Regions from separate parts of the Mus musculus genome. Here region 1 is linked to region 2. Evidence: chromatin loops called from intact Hi-C (ENCODE). Cell type or tissue: gastrocnemius. All regions are shown on one strand. Each heading gives the region's core, and the rest is flanking DNA. Links, peaks and the distances in the headings are about the cores only.

Region 1 (8,234 bases), core at 1,472-6,471, 60 kb before region 2:
AGAACAGTCTCGGAGGCTTTGCCAGGGCCTTGGCCTTTTCTTCGATGATGGGGAATATCCAAGAATTAGAGCAGAAGATATACATGACCTAGTGAACATTTTGGAGAAATGTACTCCCATACTGAGGATAGTTGGGACAGGACTGTGGGGCCAAGGGTGAAAGACAGAGAGCTCCTGGAGAGGATTTGCACTGCAAACATTTCAAACGAGAGGTAACTGCAATTTGGTTTATGGTGGTTAACAGTGACAGAGAAAGCAGCTAGCATCTGAATGGAGTACAGTTAATAGGCTCTCATGACAAACTTGGGTATGGTGGAAACAGACAAGAGGATACAAAAAGGATGTGAATACAGCATTGAGGGCTTGCCCAAACAGTGTGAATGATGGTGTTTCCCTGAAAATAGAGATGAGAACAGTGTGTGGAGCAAGTCTGGGGGTGAGGTTGGTGGGTTAGGTTGACAGATCTGCTGAATGTCCATGCCATGACTTCCGGTAGATTGACAAACACAAGTCTGGAGTTTTGTTGAGTGATCTGGACAGAATATAGAACTGTAGCAGTCTCCAGCTATACATGGTATTTAAAGAAGTCTGAGCACAGCTATTTTTACATACAGGATTATTCATCCTTCCCTCTGAGCAGATCCATTTTATGTCTATGGAACATTTTCACCCCATTTCTAAGGAACGAGTCTCATCCTACTTTCTCGGTCAAGTCTAAAAGGTGATATTGGCTTTGTGGACTTGGCATCTGAGGCTCTGGGATGACTGTGGGCTGAAGAGGTAAGAAACCTAATGTTCAATTATCAGGAAACACAGGCAGCATCACTAAAGAACTAGGCAGCATCTCCACGTTGTTCTTCATCTTCATTCATCATACCTATGGATACCATACCAACTGCAGTTAGTCCTCTCTCTCCATTTCTGATTTGTTGATAGACCAGAGTCAGTTCAGGAAGTTCCTGAAATGAGTATCAGTGTCTGCACCTGGAGTCTTGGATGGTCACAGAATGATAGACATTTACGAAGTTCACATGAGCCATGTAATTTTGTGCCCTCGGGGTCCTCTGACACATCACTTCAACAAAGGGACTGGGACAGACCTTGGAGTGAAGATTCCTAGCCTCAATCACTGAATGATCTAACATTCCAATGCAGAATCAGCATCACCGAGTCAGGAATAGGTGTTGTGTGTGAAAGAGATGGGAATATAGACTCAGAGCATGACAAACAATCTCATGTCTGGGCTCACAACCCTACAGTAACTCTGGTGTAGGGATTTGGGGACTCACAACAGAGTCATAGGGAAGAGGAAAGAGCAAGAACACCCCCACCCCCTCCAAGAATCTAGTCTGGCTCCTTTCTGTAAGCCTTTGCCCTTTTCTGTCTCTGGTTTCTTGCTTCCTTCTTCTCTTCAGTCTGGTTGTCCCTGCCGCCGCCTCCCTCAACTTGGGTGCAGAGAGGCCAATTCAGGGCCCTGTGACTCAGGCGGGGTGGGGGAGGATGTTTTGGATGCCGCTCTGCTGACGTTGGTGCCCTCTGTTCTTACATCCTCCTTAATTTACTGCCTGAGGAGGGGGCCAGGGCTCTGGAGAGGGGATTAGATGGTCCACACTGATCTGAGGCAACAGCTGCTGGGCTGGCAGCCGAGGAGTGAGCAGAAGGCGGGGGGTTGGGGGGGAAGGCTCCTGTCTCCACCAAGGCCGGAAGGGAACTAGGCGGGCATCTGGGTGGGGCTCTTAGACTAGTGCAGTTATAGAAGTGGCTGACTTTGGTCTGAGGGGTAGGGCTATAAGACTTATCTTGCCTTTAAGGTCAAGTCCATGTGTCACAGGAAGGCCTGGAGGGCCATCTGGTCAACCATCTTACCACTTCCCTAGAGAACATTAGAAAGTGTTTTGTTTTCTTCAATCCTGAGATGGGTTCTGTAGCTCAGACCCAGTGGGGCACTTTTATGGAGACTTGTGTGGCTGTTGAGTTGTGCAAAGGATCTTATCTCCACCAGTAGGTGCCACCTCTTATATCACAACAGTGTCCTTTCCTCATTCCCTCTCCACTCACAGGGCGGACATAGACTAGAAAACCAGTACTTCCATTTGACAGATGGGGTAGCTAAGGCCTGCACAAGTTCAATGCCTTGTGTTGGGCCCACTTAGCATCAATGGTATGACTGGGACCAGAAATCAGTACACCTTTTGAAAAGCAGAGTACATCCATTAATAACCAGTATTGGAGCTCATTTTTCTTCTTTCTTTCAGTCCACTCCCTCAGGTGATAGTTTTATCTAGTTGAAAATGAGCTAGGCATGAGAACCTCATTAATTAGTGGCCCCTTTGTGGGACTTGGTTTTTCTGTCTTTATAATGGATAATATCTTGAATTGTACTGTGACTATCCTCAAAACATATCTAAGGCTTAATCACCCAAATTACAGGACAGGTATAAGGATTGTTTAAAAGGTTGAATCTGTTTAAAAGGAATTGGAGTCTGATGTCAAAATGTCTGGGATCAAATATAATCTTAGCCACCTCCTACTTCCATTAGATCTCATAAGTTTCCTTCTGTCTCTGAGATCCATTATCTGTTATAGATCCATATATTATCTGTTATAGATCAGGGATCCTGACATCTTCTGTAGCAAGGACTAAAAGAAACATGGCACCCTGGGAGCCTAGCAATGTGCCTGCTGTGTCGTAAATGCCAAATGCTCTGAGAAAGGCCGGCAGAGGTAGGACCTGTTGCCTGCTGACAGATGTAGACACTGAGCTCATGCCAAGGCATGGGCTAGTGGAAGGTTTAGGGCAGTGGCTGTCACCCCTGGCTGACCAAGCAGGATCACTATGTTGGACACTGATAGAAAGCACAGCTCCCGAATGACCCTCGAGATCACTGAGTCTTCAAATCACTATCATTGGCGATCTGCTTTGATGAACAGATAATGGATATATCAGTTGTTTGTAGATAAACAGGTGTTCAACCACTTAATAGTTTAAACGCCTTCCTCGATTGGCAGTTTTCACTACTAATTAACTCCTAACAAGCCCTTCCTTCTCTGGGTCATGAGCAGACATTCCCCACTGGGGGTTCCCAATTAATGAGGCATGGGGAACGCCTGGGAAGCAGGCAAGACTAATTATTCCCTCCCCCTCCTTACTGCTCCCTCCACACACACACCCCTCCATGCACACCTTGGCCAAACCTTTCCCTGTCCCCCATCAATCTTGTCCTGGCCCCCAGCTGGCTTGCATTAGCTCTGGTTTTCCAGCCCCCATGGCTGCTGCTGTAGCAGAAGGGTTGAGCCAGTCCAGGCTGGAAGGATCTGTCACCCGATCCCAGGTCTGTGCTACAGCCAGTCTTGGAATCTGGGGCAATGTGATCCTGCCCTGCAGGAGCCTCTAGCCAAGCCAGGGACTTGATGGCGAGGCTCAGAAAAATCCCTGCTGTCTAGAGACCTCTGCCTAAGCCCTCAGAGGTGGCTTTCACAGACCCCCAGCACATCCCATCTGAACCCCTCACCGTAAAGAGAAGGAAACAAGAACCTAGATCAGGAGACACCTGCCCGAGGTTATGATGACAGGAATTGCTTCAGAGATCTGGCTTCCCTCTGTAGTCTTGGCTGGCCTGTGCTCTTCTTGAAGACATCTTCTTGCAGACAGTTGGTCCTTTGTACACTTCTATGTGCATATTGGAAAAGTCTATGTTGGGGCTTCCATCTATCCTTAGACATTTGGGGCAGAAAGGATTGGGGAAGATGATTTTTTTTTTTGGCTATGTGACCTTTAACCCAGATTGAAAAAGTCACATTTCTAGTCCTTTTGGAGGAGAAATTTGAAGAGTTCCAGGAATGAAATGTCCAGGACAATTAAAATAAGAGCAGTAAGTAGGTTTTCAAATGCCTCACGTAGCTAGCACACACATTGCCACACTTCGGGGCCAAGGGCTACCCTTCCATGGATCTTGGCTTTGCCCATTATAGTACTCTGAATGCTTCCCCCAACAGTATGGAAACTCAGACTCATGACATAGTGGATGTCAGAGAGTCTGCATCACATTATCTCTTGAGAGTTCTTCAAAGATTGACATTTCCCACATAGCTCTATTATTTTAGTACTTAGACCTTGTATACATCACTCAGACTGCTTTTCTTTATACCTCTTAAATTATTTTATTTATTTAAATGTATGCATGTGGGTGTTTTGCCTGCATGTATGTCTGTGTACCTTGTATATGCCTGGTACCTTCAAAGGCCAGAAGAGGGTTTCAGATACCCTGGGGCTGCAGTTACAGATGGCTGTGAGCTGCTGTGTGGGTGCTGAGAACTGAACTACTCAGGTCCTCTGGAAAAGTAGCTGCTGCCCTTAACCACGGATCCATCTCTCCAACCCATCAATAGTTCTTTTCTCCAGTGCATCGCATGCAGAAGTGTGGAATACAACAGCAACAACTCACCATCGGCCAAAACTAAAATTGAACCAAGGGAAACCTTTCTTCTTCCTACTTTCATTATCAGTTGTTACAGTAACGGAAAGCTGACAAACACAGACTCATCCTCAAAGCCCCGCCTCCAGCAGGAGTCAGTCTCTCCAGGTTCCAATGAAAGGGTGTTTTATTTTTTTTTTCTCGGTCCTGTAGAGAGCTTGAATACAGCATGCTATATCTGCCTTGAATCAGAAGACATCTAGCTTCCCCAGAAACAACAAGGAGGGAGAGGAGGCAGCAGGTAAAGATTCCAGCCATCTCTCAGTTGGACACTCCTGGGAAGCATCCTGTCTCCTTCTCACAAGTTCTAGAAGAACCAACAGCACACCTATTGCTAGAACCCAAGAACACACAGCCCTTCCTGCAGCCTTATCTCGCTCTTCCTACAACATGTTTCCACCTCCTTGGCCGTTCATCTGAGCCGACAGCCAGCAGGCGAGCCTTGTCTTGGCTCATGATTCAGTGTGATCAAAATCAAAATGGCACATCTACACATTGACAGCTGTGTGAATGGGCAGAGCAGGGCTGGGCAGGGGTGGCACATACTGGCAGCAGTAGGAAATAATTGAGACTAGACTAGAAGGTAAGCTGAAAGGAACACAGTTGATAGGACGTTTCTTTTCCCTGGAGACTCTCCACACATACTAACTATCCTTCTGAAGTTTCTTTCTGTAAGAGAAATGTCATGCGGCTTGAGGGTCCTGGAAACATGATTTCTTGACATTTTAAAGGTTCTATTTGTCTTGTCTCTTGCTAGTGATGTTCTCCAAGACTGTCAGTCAGCAGGGCTGTCTCAGGCAGTGAGTATCGGCAATGCTGGTCATAGCAGTGACTTCTAGCCATGGTGTCAAAGTACTGGTCCCTGGGGCTGCGTTACCTGGTACTGTGTTTGGACCTGTTATTCCTGCATTCTAAGCCCCTGTCTAAAAACAAAGGGACCATTTAACCAGCCGGAAAAATCAATTTAAATGCTTCCAGAGAAATAGTAAGGTCTGACACTGTCGCCACATTTTCACAAAGTGAGTCACACGAACCGTTGACCTCATGGCTGATCTATGAGCAAAGGCGTCCCGGCACTTACCGCTGGCACAGGAATGGTCTCAGGACTGATGATTCCTGGAACCCTGGCGCCAGTCAGGCCACAGAGTGGGCCATTTGCCACTACGAAGTCAGATTACTTCTCCAAGGAGCCACAGGTTTGCCTGAGAGTGTTCGTGATTGGTCAGTTCTGGTGATTAATCCTCCTTTCTCAGTTACTGATTGGCTGGTCTCATCAGCCACCCAAGGTGCAGCTCTCTCATTGGCTGATTCCAAAGTTGAACTATCTCCCCTTAGTCAGCTCTCAAAACTCTTCTGATCTCATTTCTAAAGGTTAGCTCCTATCTTATATTCTGAATCTGTGCTTCCCTTATAGGCCAATCGAGAATATTGCTGTTGTTGTCACCTTCATGTCCTGCCCAACATGAACAAATGTTTGCGGCTGAATATGATTCTAATTTTTACTGGCTTCACGGTTAATACCTCAGAGCCCTGGGATCCAGTGGACTCAAACCGCACCTCTATTGTAAACTGTTAGTTGATGTTTTTTCCAAATAGTTTCTTAATTTCCCCCAAGCTCTCTTCCTTTGATAATAAATGTGTCAGTGAGCGGAGGTCGTGAGTATAACTACTCGACACCTAAATTCAGTACATGTTGCCGTTTCCCCCCTCTATTTGGAGGACGGAGACTTGAAGACGAATAAGCTTGGCTTTACGTGGTTAAGCGTTTAGAAGGTTGATCACTGTGTAGGCACCAGTGGTGGTCAATGATCTTATGGCTACATCTTCCACCTGCCTAGACAAGAACAAGCCTCGTCTCAGGTCCTGCCTGAGGTGCAGTGAGACAGAGACCCAGAAGGAGGAGGAGGACGTCAAAAAAGTCTCACTGGTACCAGTGGCTCTGGGATTCACATGTCACAGAGCTGACAAGACCACTGATTGTACACATGCAAAGCATCGAAACTTAGCATGGAAAATTAACAAAGAAAGAAACATAGGCTTCATTAGGGTCAAATAAGGGACTTAGGGTTTACGCCTTTGTGTAATCATAACACTGTCGTGGTGCACAAACAATACCAGGGAGTAAGAGTCAAAGCGCAGTTCTGTGAGATTCCTAGAGTGACTTTTTACCCAGCTGCTCAATAACTGTCCTAGTTTTAAAATGCTTACCTGCTTGCAAGACCAAAATACACTGCATTGATAAAAATTAAGACAGTATTGAATTAGAAAAAAAAAATGAAAAATTGCCCTAGTTGTCAGATTTAGCTTTTGGAATTTACACTTCATTTTGTAAAAGAATTTATAATCGTTGCTTTCAAAGGTGTTATGTAAGTGAGGTATACCCCCTTCTCTCTCTCTCTCTGTCTCTGTCTCTCTCTGCCTCTCTGTCTCTCTGTCTCTCCCTATGTGTGTCTCTCTCTGTCTCTGTCTCTGTCTGTCTCTCTGTCTCTGTCTCTCTGTCTCTCTGTCTCTGTCTCTGTCTCTGTGTCTCTCTCTCTCTCTCTCTCTCTCTCTCTCTCTCTCACACACACACACACACACACACACACACACACACCACACCACACCACACCACACCACACCCACCACACCTGTGAGGGGGCAGAGGAGAATTTCAGGTGCCTTTCTCCATGACTCTTCACTATATTCCCTTGAGATAAAGTCTCTCGTTGGACCTGAAGCCGCCCATTTTAACTAAGCTTACTGGTCAGCAGGAAGCTGAGACCCGCCTGTCTCTGCCCACCAACACTGAGGTTATGTAGCACTTTTTACTACTTTGTGGGTTCTTCTTTCTTTCACTCTTCTCCGCCACTTTTCTTCCACCATTACAAGTCCCTAACACTAGATAGGAGAGAAAAAAGGATAGAAGAGAAGGGGGAGATGTTATCTAATAACTGCTTCCTGCTGATTAGAGGAATCAAGTTCCAGGGGCAAGTTTGATCTTCACTGTCAGGATATCTAATTTCTTCTGGTTTCATTGCACATGACTACTTAACAAACTGCAACCAACACCAACCAACCAACAGCCCATCCTACTTCTCAGGGCCCTAGCATTTATAGACTCTCTGAAAATTCCCCAGCATTCCAAATGTCACACAATCGCAGAAACTCTTTGCAGCTGGCAAAATTATGCCTTTGCTGGAGCTCGAGGCAAGTCATAGTCACCTGCTGTGGACAATCTGAAGCAGCCCCATATCCCATACCTGGGATTTAAAAAACATATTCCCATAATATTTCTGTGATTTTCAAAGAAACCAAGATTCTCACTACAGGGTTACACATACACATGGCCATCCTTGACTCTTACATGGATGTTGGGGATTCAATCCAAAGTCTCCAGGCTTGCATAGCAAGCACTCTACACACAGAACCATCTCCCTGACTCCATAGGAAATAGCATCGATCTATCAGGTCAGTGGATTAGGAGACCCGAGGAAGACTGCTTGTTGCCTGATCTGTGCTGCAGGTGCACCGCAGTGCACAGATGCCCTTAGCTCTTGTCTCCATGTTAGCACAGTCTATTAAAACACCAGAATCATAGGTCAGGGGTTGCATACCACTTAAAACCCCTCCTGATGAGTTTCTCTATTCTCAGTAGTTTGAATTTGTGCCCTGAAGCATTTTCCACCATCATCTTTAGGTTGCAGGCTTGTGCAAGAGCAGACGTAATGTAGGGGCCACCCCTTCCTCTGGTCTGTGGAAGCAGAGAGCTCCTCTATC
Region 2 (5,000 bases), core at 1-5,000:
GACACATGGCTATTAATGTATGATGCTGGCTGCCAGGCTCTCCCAGCATCCCTCAGTTTCTACCTGTTACAGGGTTCTCCTGGCAGGCATACCCCAAAGCTGCTCTGCCCTGTATAATCCAGCCATTTTGGTTACTGTTTTCTTGTTTGTTTGTTTGTTTGTTTGTTTGTTTGTTTTTTATCCTTTTACCCTTTGGCCTCTGCCTCCTGACCTCTTGGCTCCCCTTCCCTATTCTTCTTGCATGGCCTGGCTCAGGGTCAGGTTCACTATGGAGTCTGATATTTCCTGTCTACAATAAACTTTCTGTTCCACAATACCTAGCAGCAATCATGTTCTTCTTATTCCTTTTTTGTCCCCTCTTCAATAGTCTTGCCTGGAAAGATGCTTCTTAAGCCCAAACTTGCACCAAAATGTGCATGACGCCTGTGCCCACACTGTCACAGACCAGCTCCTGCAGGCTGTTGCTGGAAGGAGATCTAGGGGCTTGGAAGGGCTAGAGGCACTGAGTGCCTCCAGGACACCACCATGACCCAAGTGGACGAAGCTTGATGCTAAGAAATTCTGGCAGCCATCCTGCCACAGTCTATTCAACCTCTGATCGAATTGATTGAATGGCTCTAATACTGGACATTAAATCTCCCTTGGACCCTAGCAATGACTTGTATTTTTATATTCATTACTAATCTAGATATTAGTGTATATATATTCCTGAACCCTTGAGCACTTGAAGACCTGTCTAGGTTTTCAGCAACCGTCCTTAGGGAAAGCAGTTTACACCTGCTTTTGACAACTCAGGTCTTCTGAGAACTCTGGGTAAATTCCGTGAGCTTGTTGGGCCCAATTAGGAAGGCTGCGGGCTGAGCCCACTGATAGAGATGGGTGTCTGCTGCCTGCCAGATTTGCCCTGAATGATGGAACCCCTGAAAAGGTTCCTGCCCTGGACCTCACAGGGACACTAGAGTAACTGTGGATACAGGTCCTGGACACCTCTGAGCCCTCACCATCAAGACTTTACAAAACACACCCCCTTCCATTGACATATCACACCTTCTCCAGGGCCAGCAGCTTGTGTTGAATTCAGCACTGATGTGGCCCAAGGGCAGAGCCCCTGAGGCTCTACCTGGGAGGAAATTGGCTTACCTTTGTTGAAGAAGTCACAGTCATATGCTAAAGAAGAAAGAAGGGAGATTTCCCATGAGTAGGGCACTCACACCCAACCTCTGCCCTTAATCAAAAACTGGGTCTGGCCCATTTCCAAAACTCTAAGACTGAGGGATGGCCTTGGAAAACTTGTCTCTTTTGTTTCAGGGGAGGAGTTGTTTGTTTTGTTTTGTTTTGTTTTGTTTTGTTTTGTTTTGTTTTGTTTTGTTGAGACAGGGTTTCTCTGTGTAGTCCCGACTGTACTGGAACTCACTCTGTAGACCAGGCTGGTCTGGAACTCAGAGTTCTACCTGCCTCTGCCTCCCCAGGGCTGGGATTAAAGGCGTGCACCACCACTGCCCAGACATCCATATGCCTTAAGGGGAGGAAATACAATGGCCTCTCCCCATACCCAAGTTCAAGGCTCAAAGCCTGCTTGGATTAGCAGTTACCAGTGAGATGAATGAATGAATGAATGAATGAATGAATGAATGTTGGACAAAAGAGTGTGTTATGTGTGGCCATAAATGTCAAGATTAGAATGAAGGGCTATGAGTAAGGTGTAGCCCTCACTCATAGAACAGATAGGTAGAGTGCTTGCCTAGCTTATACAAGGTGCTGGGCTCAATCTCCAGCATTGTGTTTTTATGGTGTGGTGGTGCACATCTGTCATCCAAGAACTTAAGAGGTGGAGGCAGAAATATCAAGTTCAGGGTCATCCTTGGCTATATAGGGAGTTTGAAGTAAGCCTGGACTAGAGACCCTGTCTCAAAGACAATAACAGAACTCGAGTGTAGAAGCTCTGGTTGGATATGTTGCAGAAGAGCCACCAAAGAATCAATGCAAACATGAAACTGAAGTTGCTCAGCCTTGGATGGAAGGGGACAAAGGGCCTTCAGGACCCCAGGCGTCTCCAAAACCTGCTTTGGCCCCACCAAAGATCTCTTAGGAGGTAAAGTATGGACCCATTGCGCCCTCTAGTGGAAGTCTGCATCTATTCTGTAGCCTCTCTTACTGATTCTTCAGCCCACAATGGGGGAGCTGAGCTGACCTTGTCAGACTATGCCAACCAAGAACACGCAAAGTTACGAGGGACCAGCTGGGTGCACCTGAGGTAAACACTGAGGACGGATTTGCCTCACACACAGGGGTGTGGTGTGAAAAAAGTCACCAACTCCTCTTCATACCCTAAACTCACAATCAACACATTTGCCTGTGCCCTCTTTCCTTCTTGCAAGGTCATTAAGGACCAGGAGATAGAGCCAGGCATAGTATACATGCTTTTAATCCCAGCACTTGGGAGGCAGAGACAGGAGGATCCCTGTGGGTTGGGGGCCATCCTGGTTTATGTAATAAGCTCCAGGACAGCCAGGGCGAAATAGAGAGACCCTGTCTCAAAAAGCTTAAACAAAAAGAGTAAGGGGCTGGCTTTCATGAGGCTACGGGCAAAAACATGTTTGTCCTCCGTGTAGACCCTGAGAGTTGAACCATAAACCTCTAAGATAGGGCTGGGGGTATGACTCTGTTGGGTACCCACACAAGGAGCGAGTTCTAGCCAGTGTTGGGGACACAGAAGCAAATGGATCTCTGGGGCCAACCAGTCTAATGGCTACACACCGATGCAAGATCACTTTTGCAAAGACGTCTGTCCCCTATCTGTCCAACCTTGGATTTAAACTACTTGCTCTTGATCTGAACACCACTTATTTTACTGTGTCAGCAAAGGGCTTTTCCTACTCATGTATTGTGTGTGTGGCAGGGGGATGCATGTACCATGACCTGCATGTGGCTGTGGAGGTCAGAGAACAACTCCTTCCATCATGTGGGTCCTGGGACAAACTTCGGTTGTCACTGTTGGCAGCAAGAGCCTTTGCCTGCTGAGCCATCTCACTGGCCCAGGAGTACTGATCTAAAGATATCTTGTATAATATTTCTCACTTTTCCCCTCCTCCTTTCTCATAAGCTCATAGCCCAGTATGGAACACGTATCCCCATTATGATATTTTAATATTTACTAAATTCCTTATTTATCTTTGGAGAAATTATTTCTGTTTTGTTTAGATTAATATCTAATTCCGCTTTAATGGGACATTCTAAACAATCAAAATGAACACAAAAGGTTCATAATAAACACATATCAAAACATTAAAATCATGAGTAATGGGATTCCCACTGGGTTGTCATGGAGCGTAGACACAGGGGAAACTGATAATACAGACCTTTTGTTTTGTTTTTCTTTGTGTAGCCCTGGCTGTGCTGCAACTCACTCTGTAGACCAGACTAGCCTAGAACTCACAGAGATCCTCCTGTGTCTGCCTCCCGAGTGCTGGGAGCATCTTTGATATTCATTCACTAGCACTGTTTTTGCGGCAGTTTTTAATTTTTAAGGATACTGCATTAAAATGCTATTGAGTTGGATCCCTGGGTTTACTGGCATCCCTGTAAGTGCACAGCCCTGGCAGGTGCTTCAGCCTCGTCGTCCTGATTATTACGAGACAGCACACATGTCGATTCTCATGGTAGATCCTCCAGAAACATGTGTATCCCTCTCCACCCTGAAGGGTGGTTATCAGAGGCAAGGAGAGAGGAGACCCCACCAGGATCCAGCATCTATGCTGAAGGGTCTCAGGGGCAGCAGGTAGAAAAAATGAGGCCAAGGGAAGATATTCCTCCACCTTCTTCATGAGGTCCTCCTGCCTGGAGCCAACACCCCTGTGTCTACTAACAGTGTTGCACAGCACCAAGCCAGAACTGTGAGCTTTGCATCATTGAATGTTCTCAGCATCTGCGAGATGGGGACTTAGCTTTCCTCCTGTGCTATGCAGAAGGGAATGAACCCAGGCCTCAGCCTGGCAGAACTGGCATCTGGACCAGATCGTCTTCTCTTTTTGAACTTGGGCCCTGGCCACTGACTCCAAAGTGAGATCAGGAAATCCCTCTATGGGATACTGGAATCTAAGGGAACTGACCAATTAATTTAATCTTCTTCATATTCTATTTCTCCCTTTACTTATTCTGTATGTTTTATGATATACATCTATACTCCGTATAGTATATGCATATGTACATATACAAATATATACACATACATATATATAGTATGTGTGTGTGTGTGCATGTGCATACATATTTTCATCTCATGGAGGCATCCACAGACCCCTGTTTTGAGTAAGCAGGGCCTCTCTCCACAGCTCGACTGATGGAGAACTTCTTTGGTCCTTTATCCTGTTTGAGCTTGCAGTAAGTGAATAAGGACCAGTTGATTCCTAGTTTCCAGATGATAAAAACTGAGCCTCAGAGAAGTCAGGCAGCTTGCTTGAGGTCACACAACGTGCAAAGCCAGTTTGGAGTCCAGGGTTTCTCACTGACTCTCCTAGCAATGAGGTTAACACAGGCCTGCACCAGCCTCTTCATGGATAACCAGCAACCCTACTATCCTGAGTGACCTTGGGCATGGTGTGCAGCTCTCTGGTCTCTCTGTCTCTCTGTCTCTGTCTCTGTCTCTGTCTCTCTCTCTGGCTCTCTCTCTCTCTCTGGCTCATGGATTGCAACACAGGAATATACACCATAGGGATTGTATGCATCCCTATTGTGGGACCCCTGCAACCGTCTGGAACACTCACGGCAGATGCGGGGTGTCCGCCAGTCAATGACCACCCCGTGCTGACAACACTGATGGGCATAGGCAGCTACACTGGCACAGAAGCACTCACAGTCGCCACCCCGGCTGCAGCCACATGTGTCCGTCAGGCAGTTTGAGTAAAACCAAGTGACATCAACCTAGGAAGTTCAGAGGATTCTGTATGCCAAGTCTGTCTCTTTTCTTGTGACAGCACAACATAAAAGATGCTCACTGGTAG

The links. A loop is a pair of places that touch in the nucleus more often than their neighbours do. Peaks named below come from ENCODE experiments on the same cell type or tissue, not always from the same donor. Only the 100,000 strongest peaks of a DNase experiment are listed, where the experiment ranks them.
Region 1: it touches region 2 in a loop (4-fold over the local background); 2 of 42 quality-filtered maps call a loop at or near these places.

Annotation. Positions count from the first base shown.
Region 1 is chr7:46,335,035-46,343,268 of GRCm38, reverse strand. No RefSeq gene overlaps it. Among named protein-coding and RNA genes, the nearest start is that of Gm45923, 32 kb to the left of the region's middle. In gastrocnemius, for the core only: no CTCF peak of the experiment used is centred there; a DNase peak (open chromatin) is centred at 1,626; H3K4me3 peaks cover 558 bases; H3K27ac peaks cover 4,884 bases.
Region 2 is chr7:46,277,271-46,282,270 of GRCm38, reverse strand. Otog (otogelin) reads right to left here. Exons shown (of 56, transcript NM_013624.2): 30 at 4,764-4,920; 31 at 1,141-1,167. Among named protein-coding and RNA genes, the nearest start is that of Otog, 39 kb to the right of the region's middle. In gastrocnemius, for the core only: a CTCF peak has its summit at 2,130 (motif pointing left); a DNase peak (open chromatin) is centred at 2,111.